3 separate regions of the Homo sapiens genome follow, and all the other regions are linked to region 1. A link is a contact called in ENCODE Hi-C or POLR2A ChIA-PET data. All regions are on one chromosome and are shown on one strand. The core of a region is the stretch at or near the end of the contact, and the rest is flanking DNA. Distances in the headings are between cores, read along the strand shown.

What was found. Hi-C counts contacts between places; a loop is a spot of excess contacts on that map. ChIA-PET counts read pairs that join two places held with the same protein, here RNA polymerase II (POLR2A). Pooled maps may share reads with other maps.
Region 2: a loop to region 1 is called in a map of posterior cingulate gyrus, with 2.6 times the contacts of the local background. The contact joins the enhancer-like site here to the promoter of MSH6 in region 1. A Hi-C loop is called at or near these places in 10 of 168 maps with a recorded cell type or tissue (CD8-positive, alpha-beta T cell, MCF 10A, PC-9 and 6 more), 2 of 37 single-sample maps with no recorded cell type and 25 of 50 pooled maps. POLR2A ChIA-PET finds 5 or more read pairs at or near these places in 3 of 52 experiments (activated CD8-positive, alpha-beta memory T cell, activated naive CD4-positive, alpha-beta T cell and endothelial cell of umbilical vein).
Region 3: a loop to region 1 is called in a pooled map, with 5 times the contacts of the local background. The contact joins the enhancer-like site here to the promoter of MSH6 in region 1. A Hi-C loop is called at or near these places in 1 of 168 maps with a recorded cell type or tissue (ascending aorta) and 8 of 50 pooled maps. POLR2A ChIA-PET finds 5 or more read pairs at or near these places in 1 of 52 experiments (activated CD4-positive, alpha-beta T cell).

What each region holds. Positions count from the first base shown.
Region 1 is chr2:47,781,431-47,784,716 of GRCh38, reverse strand. MSH6 (mutS homolog 6) reads right to left here and starts at 1,572. Exons shown (of 10, transcript NM_000179.3): 1 at 1,224-1,572. The coding sequence starts at 1,483. RefSeq lists silencers at 790-879, 1,080-1,239, 1,520-1,999, 3,150-3,286 and an enhancer at 2,130-2,199.
Region 2 is chr2:48,413,762-48,417,047 of GRCh38, reverse strand. No RefSeq gene overlaps it. Among named protein-coding and RNA genes, the nearest start is that of PPP1R21, 25 kb to the left of the region's middle. Within about 2 kb of position 1,592, at least 3 of the 41 ENCODE cell types and tissues checked have a DNase peak (open chromatin) inside an H3K27ac peak, as active enhancers do; they include dorsolateral prefrontal cortex, where a contact is called at or near this core.
Region 3 is chr2:48,342,559-48,345,844 of GRCh38, reverse strand. The region is part of intron 2 of FOXN2 (forkhead box N2); the gene reads right to left. Among named protein-coding and RNA genes, the nearest start is that of FOXN2, 30 kb to the right of the region's middle. RefSeq lists a silencer at 1,499-1,558. Within about 2 kb of position 1,769, at least 8 of the 41 ENCODE cell types and tissues checked have a DNase peak (open chromatin) inside an H3K27ac peak, as active enhancers do.

The sequences.
Region 1 (3,286 bases), core at 323-2,822:
CCGAGGCGGGTGGATCACCTGAGGTCGGGAATTCCGAGACTAGCCTGACCAACATGGAGAAACCCCGTCTCTACTAAAAATACAAAATTGGCGGGGTGTGGGGGCGCATTCCTGTAATCCCGACTACTCGGGAGGCTGAAGCTGGGGAATCGCTTGAAGCCGGGACGCGGAGATTGCGGTGAGCTGAGATCGCGCCATTGCACTCCAGCCTGGACTTGAGCGAAACTCTCTCTCAAAAAGGAAAAAAAAAAAAAAGCACTTAACTGCCCATAAAGTGAGGACAACTCCCGACAGGCTTCCCCGGAGTCACTCACGTCCACACATCTTTGTCCAGCGCCCGATTAAGGCCTCTAAAAGCCCAGTGGTGCCCCATAAAAATTACACTATTTCATAAAATAAAATATTTTCCACTCGACACGAATTTCCACATACGTCAAAATATTCTATCTTCGTCTCGGTGCACGTGCAGCCTACCTACCGAAGGACCCAGCCGGATCCCAGCACTTCGGCTCCCCACGGCCCCGCCCCGCCCAATTAGGCCCCGCGGTCCCCATGGTGACACACCCCCCCGCGCTCGCAGCTCGTGGCCCACCCCCTCGGCGGCCCCTCACCTAGGCCGAAGGCCCACCGTCCCCAAGGCGTCTCGGCGACCGCGGCTCTTAACTACCTCTAAGTGTCTACCTCGATCGACTACTGGAGCCCCAACTCACTATCTCCGCGCCGGCCGAGGAACCTCCTTTCGCACCCCACACCACCGGACTCTCCCCGTTCGGCCTCCCGCAGGCATTCCTCCTTCCCGCCACCCCGCCCCCCGCCCCGCCCACCAAGTGGGCCGGGCGCCTTCCCCTTCTCGCCCCACCCCCAGTGCTCCCACCTCCCAGGCCCCCTCCCCACCCGGAGCTGCGCGCGTCGCCCCTTCCTTAGCCCAGCACCCCCACCTGGCGGGACGCGTCTCCTCCCTCCAAAAGGCCCGAACTCTCCGCGTCTCCCCTGCAGCCCTCTTCCTGCACAGCCTCTCTCCTCCGACCCTGTTTACAAGCTACACCCCCAAATGCTCCAGACTCGACCCCTGCACTCATTCAAGCCAACTCTGCGGCCCCGCCTCCTCCGAGCCCAGGGCCAGGCCGTGCACCCCCCCAACCCCCTGTGCGAGCCTCCCCTCGCCGGGTTCCAAGCGCCCCGCCGCTATGCCCCCGCCTTCGACCCCACCCCCACCCCGCTACCTGGTGGGGGCAGCAGGCGCTACCGATCTCCGCAGCCCTCCGTTGAGGTTCTTCGCCTTGGGCGGTGACGCGGAGCGCGCCAAGGGCCTGGGCCCAGGCCCAGCCTCGCTCCAGGCCGCATCCCCGCCTGGGGAAGGAGAGGCCCCGGGGGCAGCGGCGGCACGGCCGCCTTCGCGTGAGGCCCTGGCCGAGGCCTTGTTGGCATCACTCAGCGCCGGAGACTTGGGGAAGAAGCTGTACAGGGTGCTCTGTCGCGACATACCGACAGCCGGCAAGGCCCAACCGTTCTGTCGGACGGAGCTCCTAAAAGCACCGCATCTACCGCGCGGCTCCTGCTGGCGGGAAATCTGGGGGGAGGCGCGCTCCGCCGGAGGAACCCGGGCCCCAGTGGCCAATCAACAGGCGCCTCGCCGTGCGCGGGCGGTGCGCGCCAGGCCCCGCCCCCGGGCGCGCGGCGACGTGGGGAAGGGCGGGGCTGGCACACTGGTGGGTAGGGGCGGGGCTGGCACGCTGGCGGTGAGGGGCCCGCCCTGCCGCCGACGCCTGGGCCCCGCGCGGGGAACTGCTGAGCTCCCCTTCCCTCACGCCGCGGGGCTGGCCGGGCCGGAACACTCCGACCCGGGGTTAGTTGCGGCCGCGGGGCTAGCAGGCTCGGAAAGCCCTGCCTCTCTGGAGCGGAAGCGGGAACAGCGGGGGCGCGCACCGCCCGGGCGGGGATAACCGGGGGGACCCGAAAGGCCTCGGAAAGGGGCTCGCGGGGAGAAACGCGTCCAGCGCTCGCGTGACCTCCTGCCGTTAGAGCATTTTCGCAAGGAGACGGAGCGAAAGGGACCAAACTTTAGTCAGCAGTTCACCTTCACGTTGTATTCTCAAGATTTGTATAGAGTAGGCACTTGGTAAACGCTAAATGAATATTGTAATAGCATTCGTTAGCGATGCTGTTGTGTATGGTGAAAGCCTGCAGCTGTACAAAGTTTTCCTTTGCCAGGCACTGATCCCAGCATTTTACATCTGGTAACTAAATCGATCCTCTCAATAACCTGTGACGTAAGTACTTAAGGGCCACAGTCCGTTATCTGAGCCCTTTGACCCAGGTGTGTCTTTACAGGATTTTTCAAATTTTAGAAAGCTAAGAGACTATGAGAGGCCGGGCGCAGTGGCTCACGCCTGTAATCCCAGCACTTTGGGATGCCGAGGCGGGCGGATCACCTGAGGTCAGGCGTTGAAGACCAGCCTAGTCAACATGGTGAAACCCCCGTCTCTACTAAAAATCCAAAAATTAGCCGGGCGTGGTGGCATGCGCCTGTAATCCCAGCTACTTGGGAGGCTGAGGCAGGAGAATAACTTGAACCTGGGAGGCAGCGTTTGCAGTGAGCCAAGGTCGCGCCACTGCACTCCAGCCTGGGCGACAAGAGCGAAACTCCGTCTCAAAAAAAAAAGAAAGAAAGCTAAGAGGCTATGAGAATAAAAAGGTTCTATTCAAATTCAAGAAAGATAGTGGAAGACAGACAATTGTTTGTCCCCTTATCCAGATTGTGAAATCCAGATTGCCGGAAACCAGTCACAATCAACAGCTGTACATTGGTAAAAACCTATGTAAAATTAGTTGTTTGCCTTGTTCTTGGAGACTGTTCTGCCAGAAGGTTCTCCTTTGCTAGGCAAGTAATAAAATCAATCTAAAAAAAAAAGGCGGGGGCCGGGCGCAGTGGCTCACGCCTGTAGTCCCAGCACTCGGCACTTCGGGGGGGGGGCGGAGGTGGGCGGATCACGAGGTCAGGAGATCGAGACCATCCTGGCTAACACAGTGAAACCCCGCCTCTACTAAAAATACAAAAAATTAGCCTGGCGTGGTAGCACACGCCTGTAGTCCCAGCTACTGGGGAGGCTGAGGTAGGAGAATGGTGTGAACCCGGGAGGCGGAGCTTGCAGTGAGCCGAGATCGCGCCTCTGCACTCCAGCCTGGGCGACAGAGCAAGACTCCCTCTCAAAAAAAAAAAAAGAATATTGCCAAAGGTGGTATGTGCTAAGAAAAATACAGTATGCTTCACGAATTTGCATTTCAT
Region 2 (3,286 bases), core at 343-2,842, 630 kb before region 1:
TAATAACAACTCTCATTTATTAGATGCCTACTGGGCACCAAGAACTTGATATTCTTATTGAAGCCTCACAACAACAACAGTGCAGTGAGGAATGTAATTATGGAATCTCTGATTAACAAGCTGGTCATTAGAATGACATGTGACTCCCTGATTCATTTTATCTTTGGAGATATTTGATGATTCTTACAGCTTATTTATTTGCAAAATAAATTTTATGAATTTATCCCCCTTACAGTTTTTATGAGCTTGCAAGTGTCTGTAATTCAAACCCAACTATGCATGATAACTAAGATTAATTTAAAAAAATACAAATGCATGTCTGCTTTCAAATGTTTGTAATGAATGGTAATATTAATAGATGGATAGCTCTAAGCCAAATGATTTTACTAAAAGAAAATGCTCATTTGAATAACTGCTAGATCATGAAGAATAAATCTTGAGCTAAAAGCAAAATAATGATAATAATGTCAGTTACAAATGTGTATTCTATGTGCTTTGGTAATTTGTCCTAAACTTACCCTTAGGAACACAAGTCACAAAATGCTTCTGTTGCTATGTTGATGCTCAGGATTGTAGAGAGACTTGCTCTGTCCTTGACTCCCTTCATCTACCTCTTGCCACACAGAGAAAGTCACACAAGAAATACAGCTGTCTCCATCCTCCACGTGGCATGAGCTGGGGCCAGGGCTCTTTGCAGTTCAGGTGGAAATCCCCAGGAAACAGCCCTCATAGACCAACTCTAAGCCAGGGTCAAATGAAGATGAGTCCTTCAAAAACAGTTGCTATTCCACAGTGCTGCTTGTGTGTACTGAGGGGGTTGCGATTGCATTGCTGACTGACCCTCACTTCCTTTCTGGACCTGAGAGCATTTCACAACAACAAAGGGTTTTCTAAGATAAAGATTCCAAAAAGCTGGAAAAGAGCCTCTGGCAGTCATGGGGTCGGTCATCAGATGAGCACTTCACTCAAAGTGTCCTTAGAAATAGTGACACTTCTGTTGATGTTTGGTTTCTGTCACCCTGGCAACAACTATCTCTAAATAATCCCTCTCCTGGGGGTACTTCTGAAAAAGAGTTGGGCAAAGGGCTGAGGGAGGAGGTTTGGCCATATTTTCCAACCTGGCGTGAAAGTGCTGAAGACTTTTCTGGGGAGAAGGTGAAGATTTAAATGGCCCTGCAGTGATTTGTTTATGGTTTATCTTTGTGTTTTACACTCCTCTCACTCCTACAAGGGATCAACAGGAAGTAGGCAGAGCTCCCAGAGCAGCTCTACCCACAGAGTAGGCATTCAAGCAGCATCTGTGGGTTGCATGGGATGGAGTGACATAATCTTAAAGGCGTTATAACATTTCTTTTTCAGTTGTTTTGCAGATGAGGAAACAGACAGAGAGGTTAAATTACATGGCCAAAGTCACAAAGCAGCTGAACCACAGAGCCCGCCCCAGGGCTCCTGAGCATCAGCTGCTCCAGCATGCTCCCAGTTCAGCCCAGCCAGCTGAGGTTCCTGAAGGGAGCACCGGCCTGTGGGTTTGCACAGGGCTCTCTGCCCCCAATGCTCTGCCTGGGCCAGGCTCCATAGGAGACACTGGCGCTTTGTGTCGCCCTCCTTGGCACAAGATGAAATCAGGTGGTCCCCATTCTTCCTGCCACACTCCGCCAAATCTATCTGAACACATTTCCTGTGCACAAAGCCAGCTTGCCAATTATCTGCTCCAATTAAGGAGAGAGAGATGTGGTTAATTCAGTCACCCCAGCGAGCTGACCAAGGCAAACGGTGAGGTTGGTATCACTGGCCGCAAGTCCTCTCAGTGGCCCTGTGCATGCTGCTTCCCTTGGCACTCCTTCCTACCCCCAGATGGCCAGTGTGGTTTCTTCACCTCCCCCTCTTTCCCTTTCTGAGCGCCTGGAGTTCCAGAGCTGTGTCGGCCCTGCCTCCCCCATATCAACAGAGAGTCCTATCCCAATCTGTGTCCTCTAATAAACTAGTGTGTGCAGAACAGTTCATGGAAGATCCTGGATTAATATTTAACCCTCAGAGAGAATTAGCTCTCAAATGACATTGCATAGGAGGCATCTTTTGCATTTGTGTCCAAACCCAGGCTTGCCATTGATGAATGTAAAAATCACTCCTGTTTTATTTGAAATACAGACCCCAAAGGCTTAGCTCGCTATTGTCAGTCCTTTCTGCCTCTTAGCACTAAAGCAAAGAAGGCAGACAAAGGGCTGAGTGTGTATTCATTGGTATCAGTTAGAACAACAGGCATGGTCAAGAGCAAAGCTCTCTCCCCGCTAAATTTGTAGGGCAATTATTATGATCCTGCAATTAAGTTTATAGATAATATAATCTACCTACACATAACTTCTCAAAAATAGAATCAGCGTAAGGCCTTCCCTGGAAAGATGCAAAGGAGAAATAAAAGGGAGTTAATTTATAATAAAGTAATATGTATTTCAATAAGGAAATGCTTAGAACTAGCTACCCGAGAAGATGTGATGAAGGAGTCAAATTCTATACTTATTCATACATCCACCATAAACAGGACAACTATAAACACAGATTAATACAGGTGTGTTATACTGAATACAGCTAGTGTTGCCAATGCTAATATAACTCTGTAAAAGGTGAACAAATCCTAGTAAAGGTCCAAAAAGCAAAGTTCAAGATTTATTTGTTTTATGTAACAGTTAAATTCATGGAAAATTAGGTATGTCTGAATCCACGCAAAAAATATGTTGTTTTTACATGGAAAATATAGTTAGGTTCAAGGCACAGGTAATTGATTATCAATATTTTGTTGTTGTTGCTTTGAACCCACATGAACATCTGGGACGGTACCTCCTAGGCTCTCATCTATTAAATCCAAGTAGTTTTCCTATTCATTGTGACAACCAAAAATGCAATCTCTCTAAAAAAAAATTCCAAAGTGCCCTTAGTACAGTGCCCTTCAACCCATGGAAAGCCATTCATTAGCAATTACCTTTGGTCATTACTACAGAGTCCTCAACTGACAATAGCTTAAACAAGATAGGGGTTTGTTTTTCTCTCAAATAAGATAAATTTGGCAGTTAGCAGTCTCAGGTTGGTGTGTCCAAGCCTCCTACCTTTTCTGCTTTAACACCCCTATTTAGCGTTGATTTCCATCTTCAAATCCATGGTAACAGAATGGTTGCTGAAGCTCCAACCATTGCATCTGTGATCTAGGTAGAAAGAAGTAAAAAAGGAGGAAGGCAGGAAGAGCAAAGCCACCTAGTAGATGAATTAACCTCTTTTAGAAGTATCCCTGGAA
Region 3 (3,286 bases), core at 520-3,019, 560 kb before region 1:
TATAAGACTTTATACGTATCTTAAGAATCTATGATTTTACTATATACAAATAGTTGAATCTTGAAAATAATAAATTTGAAATATTTAAGCAATATTTTAAAATAAACCCTTTCCTCAAATCTCAAATATTTACTATAAAAAGAAACTATGTATACTATTTTTACAGCACGTCATACTAAAAAGAGATAACATTTTTATTTCATTATTTATTTTGAATCGACAAATAATGATTATATATATTTATGGGGTACAATGTGATATTATGATACATGTATATATTGTGAAATGATTAGATCAGGCTAATTAATATATCCATCACCTCATATACCTATCTCTCTTTGTGGTGAGAACATTTTAAATGGTCTTTTAGGAATTTTGAAATATACATTATTATTAACTACAGTCATCATGCTATGCAATAGGTCACTAGAACTTACTCCTCTTGTGTAACCAGAACTTTGTACTCTTTGACTAACATCTCCCCCTTCCCTACACCCTCCTCCTACCCCCACCACCCATATCTGGTTACCAACCATTCTACTCTATACTTCCGTAAGTCTAACAAGATAACACTTCTTATTCACTAAATTTATCATTAGCTAAATTAAATTCACTATAAGTTATCATTTCTTTTTAAAATCCCAGTACTTTTAAACTCTGCATTCTATATCATCTCAAGTACTGACATTTCAAGGCTGGCATTCTCTTAGTAAGGTATGAACTGTCCCTGTACTTTCAAGGAGAGCGAAAAATAGCTGTTACTATTCTTTTTTCATTTCTATTTTCTCAAATTATTTTTGTTTTGCACTTTAAACACCCTTCTATTCAAAAACTTTATCATGAGACAATAACAGACCAGAGAAGAAAGCAACAGGCTAATGTGCTATTTAATTAATTTTCAATGGCTCATAAAGATAACTCATTTCTAAATTCAGTGAAAAACCGACTATTATCCTATTCAACCCACTTATGCTTGTGTAACTGAAATAATTGGGGGGGGGGGGTACCTCCAGAGTTTGTTTTGCTTAAGACATAGATGGCAGGTTACTTCAAGAATTCTGAAAACCGGCTAATTTTATTTCTACTTTTTATGTCAGTTATGTAAAAGAGAAAACTAGTTAATTTTAGATGTAGAACAGTTTATCTGGATTCTGGGAGCTACCACCAGAAGTAGTTAGCCTCAGAGCACTCCATTAGCAACAGCCTTAGATAATACTTTAGTGCCCAGGCATTGTGCTAAACAATTTACATATGATATCTCAATTAACTGTCAATTAAACCCTATAAGGTAGGCACTATTATTAATTCAACTTTATTGATGAGGAAAATTAATCAGAGAGGTTAAGCGTAAGTGGAACTGTCAGAATTTAAATCCAGGCAGACTGACTCCAGAAACAAAACTCTAACCACAATATGTGCTGGCAACAGTATGTACACAACACCCATGAGCACCAATGACTCAAATCCTATTCATTTTAAATCTTAACAGCATTCTTTCCATATCCAGTTCTTATCTCTCTCCTGTGCACCCATAACTTGAAACATCACAACACTGTAAAAAGGAAAAGATCAAACGATAACGGATTTGGTTTCTGTTTCAATCTCTTATGAAAACCACACATAAATAAACATTCACATATATGAGCACACAATGTATTTCAGAACTGATATCCTGTACTATGTAAGTGACCAAATTATTCATTTTATCAAAGTCTCTCTATTCATAGAGACTTAAAAACATGACGAATGAGAATTGAATAATGTCTTGCTTCCTTAAAAAACAAACAAAAAACCACTCTTTAGTGTACCCAGTGTTCAGTTAAAGAAGGGAGTGATTAATTTCTAATGTCTCACTTTTGCCTTGTCACTTAAATCTCCATCTATCTTCCATTACATCTAGAAATTAGAAAGTACCAAACAGCAGTGGCTAACATTTGCTGAGATTTTACTACATTACAGATTCTATGTCATAGGCTTTAAAATGCATCATCTCTACTTACTCTGAACTACTCCTTAGTTCAATAAATGCCCTTCCTTTCCAACTGTGAATTCCATGAGGAGGCAAGAGTCTTTTTTTTTTTTTAAAGAGACAGGGTCTCACTCCGTCACCCAGGCTGTAGTACAGTGGCGATATCATGGTTCACTGTAACCTCCACCTCCTGGGTTCAAGCGATCCTCCTGCCCCAGCCTCCCAAGTAGCTGGGACTACAGGCACACACCATGCCCAGCTAATTTTTAAATTTTTTTTATAGAAACAGAGTCTTGCTATGGTTGCCCAGGCTGGTCTCAAACAATTGGCCTCAAGCAATCCTCCTGCCTCAGCTTCCCAAAGTGTTGGGATTACAGGCATGAGCCACCATGCCTAGCTGGGATAAGAGTTTTTTACTTTTGCATTCCTAATGAATCTTTTCAAAATGTTGAGTATGAGTAGACACTCAAATCATAATTATTTCAGATGGAAATGAACTCATAATACAAATTATTTGTCTATTCTGCAAAAAGGTGCACTAACTGCCTTGAAGAGTTAATTTATTTTGGAAATGAATCCTTAATGGTAGGAAACATCCTAAATGGTAACAATAAAAAAAACTGAAATTCATTGTTAATAAGGAAATGGAAATGAAGTAAGCCATTTCCCTAAGGTTCTAAAGCTAATAAAAAGTGGAGCCAAAATTATAAACGAGGCTAAGTTCAATATTCAAATTTCTGGCCATTAGAGTCACTCTCAATCGCTCAAGAAACTTGAATTTTTATCAATACTACTTAAAACAGAAATAGTGAGTTTTATTAACGTAACATACTCAAAAATCAGTCTCCTGATAACTATTGACTAAATTTTCTCATAAGTAATTTAAATGGTTGCAAGTATGTTATTCCTCTGAATTACAAGTTTACAAAAAAATTTCATTAAGATGTAAAGAAATAGTATGGCAGCAAAATATGCCAAAGAGTTACAGAGTGTTAATCCAAGCAAAGTTTAAAAACCAAGTATTGACATTATTAAAAACCAAGTGCTGACATTATCTTAGTAAGGTTTGAACTGTCATTGTGTTTTCAAGAAGGAAAAAAAGCCGTTTATAAACTATCCTTATAGAACACTTTAGAGCACTATCCACTTAGATGAGATCAGGCATGTTCAGGGTGCTATGACCGTAGACAGAGCACTATCCATTTGGAACACCAAGTCCACCACAATGGATAAACAGGCAAATGATCTTTTCTCACATATTAAATACAAATAGCAAACAAATACATAAATTAAAAAATTATATAAAAAACTTATTTT